Regions from separate parts of the Homo sapiens genome. Here region 2 is linked to region 1. Evidence: chromatin contacts called from ENCODE Hi-C or POLR2A ChIA-PET data. All regions are on one chromosome and are shown on one strand. The core of a region is the stretch at or near the end of the contact, and the rest is flanking DNA. Distances in the headings are between cores, read along the strand shown. Region 1 overlaps GALNT2 (polypeptide N-acetylgalactosaminyltransferase 2). Region 2 overlaps PGBD5 (piggyBac transposable element derived 5).

What was found. A loop is a pair of places that touch in the nucleus more often than their neighbours do. ChIA-PET counts read pairs that join two places held with the same protein, here RNA polymerase II (POLR2A). Pooled maps may share reads with other maps.
Region 2: a loop to region 1 is called in a pooled map, with 2.3 times the contacts of the local background. The contact joins two enhancer-like sites. A Hi-C loop is called at or near these places in 2 of 168 maps with a recorded cell type or tissue (MCF 10A and endothelial cell of umbilical vein), 3 of 37 single-sample maps with no recorded cell type and 8 of 50 pooled maps. POLR2A ChIA-PET finds 5 or more read pairs at or near these places in 1 of 52 experiments (PC-3).

The regions. Positions count from the first base shown.
Region 1 is chr1:230,103,258-230,107,961 of GRCh38, reverse strand. All of the region lies in intron 1 of GALNT2 (polypeptide N-acetylgalactosaminyltransferase 2), which reads right to left. Among named protein-coding and RNA genes, the nearest start is that of GALNT2, 38 kb to the right of the region's middle. RefSeq lists enhancers at 2,207-2,276, 2,243-2,964, 2,336-3,535. Within about 2 kb of position 1,566, at least 15 of the 41 ENCODE cell types and tissues checked have a DNase peak (open chromatin) inside an H3K27ac peak, as active enhancers do; they include PC-3, where a contact is called at or near this core.
Region 2 is chr1:230,325,592-230,330,089 of GRCh38, reverse strand. The region is part of intron 5 of PGBD5 (piggyBac transposable element derived 5); the gene reads left to right. Among named protein-coding and RNA genes, the nearest start is that of PGBD5, 98 kb to the left of the region's middle. RefSeq lists an enhancer at 2,161-2,280. Within about 2 kb of position 2,848, at least 3 of the 41 ENCODE cell types and tissues checked have a DNase peak (open chromatin) inside an H3K27ac peak, as active enhancers do; they include PC-3, where a contact is called at or near this core.

The sequences.
Region 1 (4,704 bases), core at 317-2,816:
CGCACAGAAATGGGGATCCAGATGTGCCCACAGCTGCAAAGCTGGCAGTGCAGGCAAGGTGGCCTAGGATTCTCAACTCACAGCATGGCCTCCCTGAAAGGCAGCCTCACCCACCAGCACCCCAAGTCTTAGCAGTCCCTTGACTCTAATTTTTAATGTCTTGAGTGTGATAAACATCGTCTAGGAAGATTTCTGTTTTAATTATTCACTTAAGCCACCCTCCAAAATTCCTGCTAAAGCACCAATATGTAAACCACTTTTAGTCACAGGAAATAGTTCTCCTTTCTTTAATCCATGGCTTAAACCAACCAACCAACCACACACACACACACACACACACACACACACACAAAGTCCATGAGAAGAAATGAGAATTTTTTTTTTTTAACATTCTTGCTCTGTCACCCAGGTTGGAGTACAGTGGCACAATCATAGCTCACTGCAGCCTCAAACTCCTAGGCTTAAGCAATGCTCCCGTCTCAGCCTCCCGAGTAGGTGGGACTACAGGTGTGTGCCACCACACTTGGCTAATTGTTGGTTTGTTCTGTTTTTGTAGAGACAGGATCTTGCTCTGTTGCCCAGGCTGGTCTCGAACTCCTGGGCTCAAGTGATCCTCCTGCCTCCTCAGCCTCCTAAAGTGCTGGAATTACAGGCATGAGCCACTGTCCCTGGCTGCGAATTCATTTTTTCCCTCAGTAGAATCCCTCCCAGTCTGTGTAAGTGGCTGATTCTCCTGCAAGGAGGAAGTCACCATCTGGATTCATCAGTCAGTGCCTGAGGCTGGCGTCCTTCCTTATCTCTGCAAGTCACCTCACTATGACATTTAAGATTGTCTATTCCAAAAGCACTCATCCTGCTGACGAGATGCAACTTCTGAAGACAGCACCTGCGGAGCGTGGAATTCCTCTGCACTGCAGTCTAGCTCTCGGAGCCAGCTTCCTTCTGTCCAGCCCCGGGACTCGGGAGTCAGATTGCCTGGATCCTCAAGGAATGCCTCCATTGCTACAAGGAGCCCATGGGCCTCTGCCTTATCACTGAAAATATGGGGGAAATAATAGTGCCCTTTTCACAGCATTGTTTAATGACACGGTGCATATAAACAGAATGAACTTAAACATTATCATCCAGGCTAAGGCACCTGTGAGCATGAAAGGGTGTATGTTCATCCCCACACTGGGCAAGACACACTCCAGCACTGCCCAAGCTCACCAGCACGCACTGCCTGCCTGCTTACTGCAGCCTTAGCACAGAGCTTAGCAAGTGTAGCTGCTTAGGGCTAATGACAGGAGAGGCCAAACAATAATATCAACAAATGCACTCTTACGAATGCCTGCCATACAGCAAATGCTCCATAATTATGCATTACTGTTCTATCATCCTGTTCCCATCTCAACCTCCAAAAGCCTTTGATGTAAAATAAAATGAACAGTCTCCACTGCCTCACAGATGGAATTAAAGCTAAATACAAAACTAGAAGCCCTAAAGTCACAACCTCAGGTGGCTGGGTTTCCGGGTCAGTGGGCCAGACCAACAGCAGTTTCAGCACACTGCCGGAACTCAGAGCCTCAGGTGTTTAGGTATTCATTCCAGGCCAGGAGGAGGCATGGCTCCTGGAAGCAGGCACTAAGCCTGTCATCTCCATTCAGTATCGTTTCTCAGATTCTCAGACTGAAATCTTTAGGCAATTGCATGCCATCCTCCATGGGCACAGTCACCCTTATACAGAGAGATCAACTTGCTGCTCAGAGATACACAGCTGATCAGGGAATACAAAACTTTGCTATCACTCCGAAGTCCAGGAAACAGAGCGGACAATGCCTGGAAATTCTGCACTGCACGGCCATGAGCAAAAAGAGTTGGCATACCCTCATGCACTGTGTCACCAAGTGGTTAATATGCAACTATTGCACAAGACCTGCTTCTAAGAAGTCAAGTCCGAAGACCGGACTAAAGAAATGAATCATCTTTACCGAATTACTACAATCACTATGGAGGCCCAGAAATGTTGAGTAAAGGTGAGTGGGAAGAGGCTGGAGAGATGAAAGTGTGCATGCTGACTGGCAGATACAGCGCTGGATCTGGCATCAGACAGGACTGGTCTGTCCCCACCACTTCCTAGTTGTCCATCTTGAACAAGTCTTTTGACTTCTCTCTGGGTGCCTGTGCCCCAGTTTGTATAATGGATATAATCATGCTTATGAGCCAACAGGACATGAACCTTGATGGAGAATGCAAACACAGGTGCTCACGTTCTCTGAAGCCCCACAGTGAGACAGCACCGACAGACGCCCTCACTTTCGAATGCTGACATTTATGCAACTCCCACCTCATCCGTGCTGACCACTGCGAGGAAGAAGGTGGGACACAGAGACTCTATGTTCCCACAGGAGCTTACACAAGAGCAACACGGTTCACTGAACCGCAGGGACCATCAACTCTAGGGAGCACCATTAATTTTGTGTGCCACTCAGGAAGAAAAACACGATCAATGAAACCCTGAAACACCATCCATGGAAGATGCATCCTGATTTCAGACATGTTAAAACATGAGAGGCGGGGGAAATGTGCATTGTAGAATCAATGATATGGTGCGACAAGAGCCCCCAGTGGGCCCCAGAGCTCGGCTCTGGTCCTGACCAAACAATGTCTAAAACCAGCTTGAGTCCACAGAGCAGTGGGTGTTCAGTTTGGCTGCTCTTCAATAACCCTGGGAACCTGTTTGCATTTCAGACTCCCTGTCCCTCCTGGAGAATGATTCAGTTGCTCTGAAAGGAGGTCTGAGCACCTCTCTAACACATCCTGTCTGTGCCAGCTGGGAAAAGGAAGGCTGGCTAAATAGCAGAATGGATCTAACAGCACAGCAGCTTCCCTTCCACACCCCCAGCCTCTGGCATCAGTACGCTCCTTACAGGAAGGGCCCCAAACAGAGCCGAAGGTGTGGTCTGAATCCACAGCGCCACTGTGGCCCTCCTGCCTACATTCCATTTCTGCTGTTTCTCTGACACTTTCCCCCACTCTGATTCATTTTCCGAGTATGCAGTTGCAAAACCTACGCTTAGAACGGGGGGACTGCAAGCGTCCTGTGTGGCATTTCCCTAAGTCAGCTGTGACTCAGCCTGGCAAGGGCCCAGGTGCCTTCAGAGTGGCTTCCTGCAAAGACCAGTAATGACGGGCCAGCCGCTGCACTCAGGCACATGAGCCAGCACCTCTGCGACTGAGATCCAGGGAAGGAACGGGATCGCCCTCCTACCTCCCAGCACTGCAAATGTCATTTACATTTTGAAGCCACTGGGGACATGGGTGGAACTCTGTGAGCTGGTGAATTACGCATTCCAGGATTTCTGAAGCCTATTAAGAAAGGAGAGCCAGGGTGGGCGGCCATCACGAAGCAGCTCCAACCACCTGTTTCCCTCCTCCCGCATTTCCCCCACCCAGCACATCACATTTATTTTATGACTCGGTGCATCCAACAAGGCACGGCTTTTAAAGCTTCCCATTTCTGATGCTACAGAGCCAGGAAACCAGGAATCAAGATTATCAGGCTAAAATACAGCCGCCTCTCTTTGAGGCCCACCAGCTGGTTCTGAGAACCTACTGCACCACCATGGAAAAGGGATTCCCTAGCCTTCTCTACCCAAATACCCCAGAAGATAAGATTTCAGCTTTTTAAGATAGTGGTTCCATTAACCTTTGGAGAAAGGAGGAGAGACCCTGTTCGGGGAGCTCTATGCCAAATAAAGACAGAGCCAACCTCCCTGCCTCCCTCGGCCCCCCACCACCCCAGAACCTACTGACCCTTGCAGAGCCAGCCTGCTGACTCCTTTGGAGAGAACCATAAGAGAAGCTTCAGGACGCTCAGGAGTTAGAGGGAAAATGAAGCCATTTACCAAACAGAAGCACATGACTGCCTCGCACTCAGTAAGCACAAGCTGAATCAATTAGTTAATTAAACCTGATACGGGGCTCTGTGGGGTTAAGATCTTACACCCTGAGTAAGGAACACTGCTGAAGAAGGAAACAGTCGCTCTGGGAGATGCTGCTACCAAAATCAGTGGAAGGTCAGGTAGGAGCAGCTCTCACGGAGTAAATGACTAGGAGAAGGGGAGGAATGAATAACAATCCATTACCTAATAAGGGGTTTGTCTAAACCAGCTAACTTGTTTCAGAATTGAGGCCAAAATCAGGGTTAGCTGCAACAGTGCCTACATGATAATTATGTGCTTTTTTTTTTTCCTTTTGGCTTTGTGTGTGTGGTTTTGGAGGGATGGGTTCTTTCATTTTCTGTTTTTGTGTGCCACCTACTTGTCTCCTTAGAACCACAGACAAAATCCTGCAAGAATCTCTTTCCTGGGAGCAGAACTCATGCCCTGGTGAGCCCCACAGACACAGACTGCCTCTGCAGCCTGGTGGCATCTGCCCCAGAACCAACCAGAAAAAAAGGTGACTTACATTTCTTTCCAACCACCAAGGCTGAAGATGGAAATCTGTTCACAGTTGCAGATGTTGGCTGGGGAGAAAAGGGGGGCTGCTGCAGGAAGGCATCTGGGTGCTCAACACTGTGGCTAATTATTGCTGAATAAAAAATAATCATCTTTGCATGACTGTAGCAAGGTTGCTCATGGATACAAAGTATATTAAGGTGAAGACAGTAAACACCACACTAAAGGTCTCATGATGTGCAAACTGAGATTCCATGAACGTTAC
Region 2 (4,498 bases), core at 1,599-4,098, 220 kb before region 1:
GATATTTGTCACGTTCTCATTCACTTGAAAGGAAGTTTTCTGCCTATAGCACATTGTTTTCTGTATTTCATTTCCTTTTGTTTTTATTTGTGATTAGTATTATTTAACATAAAAAAAAGTTTTCATTTCTTCATAGGCGGATCTGTTGATACCTTCTCTGCTCTCATGCTTTAGGTCTCTGCTCTGTCCCAAGGCCAGATAAGTATAAGTTCACCTGGCTGTTTTATGGTGTAATTTTGTGCTCTTTACCATAATCCACTTCAAATTTATTTTGACGCATGGCATCAAGTGGGCCTCTACTATCTTGTTGTTGTTTAGTGGCCAGGCTGGGTTGACCCAGCAGCTGCACCTCTGTGCCTAAACCATTTATTGAATAATTCATCCTTTTCCTATTTATTTTAAATCTCATTCAGGGCCAGGTGTGGTGGCTCATGCCTATAATCTGAGCTACTCAAGAGGCTGAGGCAGGAGAATCTCTTGAACCTGGGAGACAGAGGTTGCAGTGAGCCGAGATTGTGCCACTGCACTCCAGCCTGGCCGACAGAGCAAGACTCTGTCTCAAATATATATGTATATATCAGATGATAAACTGAAGCATCATATATTCTAGAGACTACTTCTCAGCTCTATCTTATATTCTGTTCTACTATGACCATATATACTCTGGTTGTAGTTGAGCAGAATTTCCAATTTTAGGAAATATGTAACTAGGTATGAACATTTTAGGAATTGGTTAATTTTTTTTTACTCCAGATTCTAGGGAATCATGAACCTTTTTGTCACAGAGTATGAGCATATGTACAGGCTTTTTAAAAAGTTAAATGCAGGCCAGTCACAATGGCTTATGCCCATAATCCCAGCACTTTTGGAGGCCAAGTTGGGAGGATCACTTGAGTCCAGGAGTTTGAGACCAGTCTGAGCAACATGGCAGGACCCCATCTATGCAAAAAATACCACCTCCCCCCCCAAAAAAAAATTAGCTGGGCATGGCGTAGCTGTAGTAGTCCAAGCTACTGGGGGGTGGGGGTTGGTGGGGCACTGAGGCAGGAGGATCACTTGAGCCCAGGAGGTAGAGGCTGCAGTGAGCCAAGATCGTGACACTGCACTTCAGTCTGAGCAACAGAGTGAGACTGTCTCAAGAAAAAAAAAAAATGTTAAATGCTGTCACATGTCAAGGGATATTCCCATTGTGAACCAAACCCTTTTGCTTTTCTTTCGAAATCCACCTTGGGTCTGTCATCTTCCTCCTGGAGTCTGCCCATTTAGGATTCACATTCACTAAGACTAATGGGAAGGCAGAATGTCTGCATATGAATATGAGTCAGGTCTTGATTCATTCACTTAAATTTGCAGAAAGGTAGCAGGAATGTCAGTCAAGCCACTAACAGCCGAGGAAGGTGCTAAGACAGAACAACTGTTAGAATGGGAAGACAGGGCCATGTCGATCTTGAACATCACAGAGACAGACATGGAGAAGATAGACATGTGTGCAGATCCATATAGCTCTGAATACAGCGTCCACCACGAATCTGTGCATGACATACACGCCATTCTCAGTGATTCACTCAGTCAAGACAGTCACTATCAGATTCCCTCTTGCTAATATTGCCAATGTTAGCAATCAGAAGATGTCACAGGACAGCTGCCTTGCCTTTTTCAGCTGGGGTACTACCTCAGAATCCAAAATATCATAGGGAGAGGAGGGTGATCTGGTTTATAAACTGGGGAAATGCTCAAGGAGAGGATGCAGATCTGGTGTGGAAACAGCTCAGTTTCAAGCTGAAACCCCCATGTTAAATTTAAAATTATGAAAAAGAATGGGAAAGAAATGAAGAGTTAAAGAAGGTCTCCCATGTCCCGTGGTGAGGTAGATTGGGACAGTGACAGTCCAGGAGCCTCTGCTCTTATTGGGCTGAAATCAGGAGGTGAAAAGCTGCAAGGTCGGTGGCTATGGGGACGGGTCTATGGGAAACCCCGAGATCTTCGGAGAGCGGCCATGACTCACCGGAGACACTAATGACTCAGAGCGGGGCATCCTGAGTTCCGGGAAAAGAACTAAGGGGATTTGCATTTCTTTATAGGGATGGTCTCACCTGCTCACATCCAAGTGGAACCCTACAGAGGCCAGAGCCTCCTGTGACCCAGAGAAGGTTGTCATTGGAGGTCAGGCAAATCAAAACATAGCTGGAGATGGGAGACCTGCACGGGCCACATGCTGTGGCCCCAAGTGTGACAAGGGGTTACTCCTACTCGGTCTTGGAGGCAGAGGCAGCTGAGATAAGGGGCCGGGGACAGGAATCCTCAGGAGGGGCGTTGGAGAGAGACGGCAGTCCTTGGGCACTGCAGGCCCGCACGCCCTCCCTGGCGCCTGGTGCGCTGAGCCCTGGAGAACGCCCCCTCTGCAGGCTCCCGACAGCAGAACATCTCTCAGGAGGAGGGGCTCCATAAGCAAGTGAAGGAGGCCATAGTCTTCCGGCCAGGAGGAAGCTCCAGTGTGGGGGCCGCCATGGTTTTCTGGCCCTTGGATAGCTTTAGGAAACTCATTGCCAGGGCCCCTTCCCCGGTCCTGCGTCTCTAGGGCAGGCCTTGGCAGCTCAATTTCCCACAAGCTGGCCAGTGTTTCTTCCATGCGAAATGCTGCTGTTTCTGAGGAAAGAAGGAAAGAGTCCGGCTCAGTGTATGTAAGCAGATCTGCGCGACCCTGGTCTCCTCAGCCACGGTCCCTCAGTGAGAGTTGTGGGGGTGGGAGGGGGCTGGCCCCAGATGAAGCTCCTGTGGACCTGCAAAGGACATGCCCGTTTGACTTTGACCTTGTCCATTTAAGTATTGCTGAAATTTCACAATCCTGTGAGCCAATGCCTTAAAAAAAAAAATACAGAAAAATGGCACTGTGCCCATAGTCCCTTGCTGCTGTGAGGGAAGGCCAGTTCAAGGAAACAGTAGGTCAACTCCAGCCACTCTCGAATGGCCGCGGCTGTTAGGAAGAAGGCGTCCGTCTCATCTTCCGTGTTGTCTGCGGTGGGTGGCGCATAGGGCAGGCCTGGGAAGCCAGAATGACCAGCAGTGGCTTGGCAGCGGGGCAAGGAGGGCTCATGGGTCTCCGTGTGCTTCTCAGGCCCTGCTGGTAGGATTTGTTCATCTTGCCATGACCTTTGCGGTGCCCCTGGGATGCATTCCCAGTTGTACTTAGTAGAGGAAAAGGTGTTTGAGGGTGTAGGGCCCCCAAAGTTCGAGGAGGCATGAAAGGACGGAGCTGGGGGATGGGAGGGTTGAAAAGGACAACCTCCTCCTTCTTCTGAGCCTCTAATTCCTTTTGGCTGCGCGTGGAGGCTCGCACATGTAATCCCAGAGTTTTGGGAGGCCCAGGTAGAGGATCACATAAGGCCAGGAGTTTGAGACCAGCCTAGGCAACATGGTGAGACCTAGGCAACATGGTGAGTCTCTGTTTTAAAAAATTGTTTTAATTAGCTGGGCATGGTGGCATGTACCTGTGATCCCAGCTCCTTGGGTGGCTGAGGTGGGAGTATCCCTTGAGCCCAGGAATTTTAGGCTGCAGTGAGCTATGATCATGACACTGCACTTCAGCCTGAGTGACAGAGCAAGACCTCATATCTAAAAAAATAATGATAATAATTCCACCCTTTTGCTTTTTTATTTTTTATTTCATTTTGAGATGGAGTTTCGCTCTTGTCACCCAGGCTGGAATACAATGGCAGCGATCTCAGCAAACCGCAACCTCGGCCTCCCAGTTTCAAGTGATTCTCCTGCCTCAGGCTCCTGAGTAGCTGGAATTACAGGCGCCTGCCACCGTGCCCAGCTAACTTTTGTATTTTTAGTAGAGATGGGGTTTTGCCATGTTGGCCAGGCTAATCTCAAACTACTGACCTCAGGTGATCCCCCCGCCTTGGCCTCCCAAAGTGCTGGGGTTACAGGCGTGAGCCACCGTGCGCAGCCTCCTTTTGCTTTTTTAAATTGACAAACAATAATTACACATTTTCACGGGGCACATAGTGATGTTCTGCTACATATAATGTATGGAGATCAGATCAGGGTAATTAGCATATCCATCATCTCACACACTTATCGGGGGATTTATTAAAGGATGCAAAACCACAGCCTAGATGGGAGGAGTGAGGTCTAGTGCTCTGTGCGGGGTGACTCTGCAGTCACCCTGTGTGGGGTGACGAGTTGCCGACACCCCTTGGCTTTGATGAAGGCAGGTGGAAAGGGCTCCATGGTGCTGTCTGACCTCAGCCACCACCTCTTCTTCCTAGCATCCCTCACCCAGCCTGGCAGAAGGGGGAGGGAGGGAGGAGTGAGCCCTGTCTCCGCTTTCACTCTTTCAAGGCCCAGTCGGATGCAGCACCCTTCCCCATGCTGCTTAGAGCCCCTTCAGGCCTGCCAGGATCCTAGAGGCCTGTAAACCCCATGACTTGGGGTGCTGTGTCTGGGCCAGCGCATACCATGGCACTCACCTGACTGATGCTTTCCTCAATCC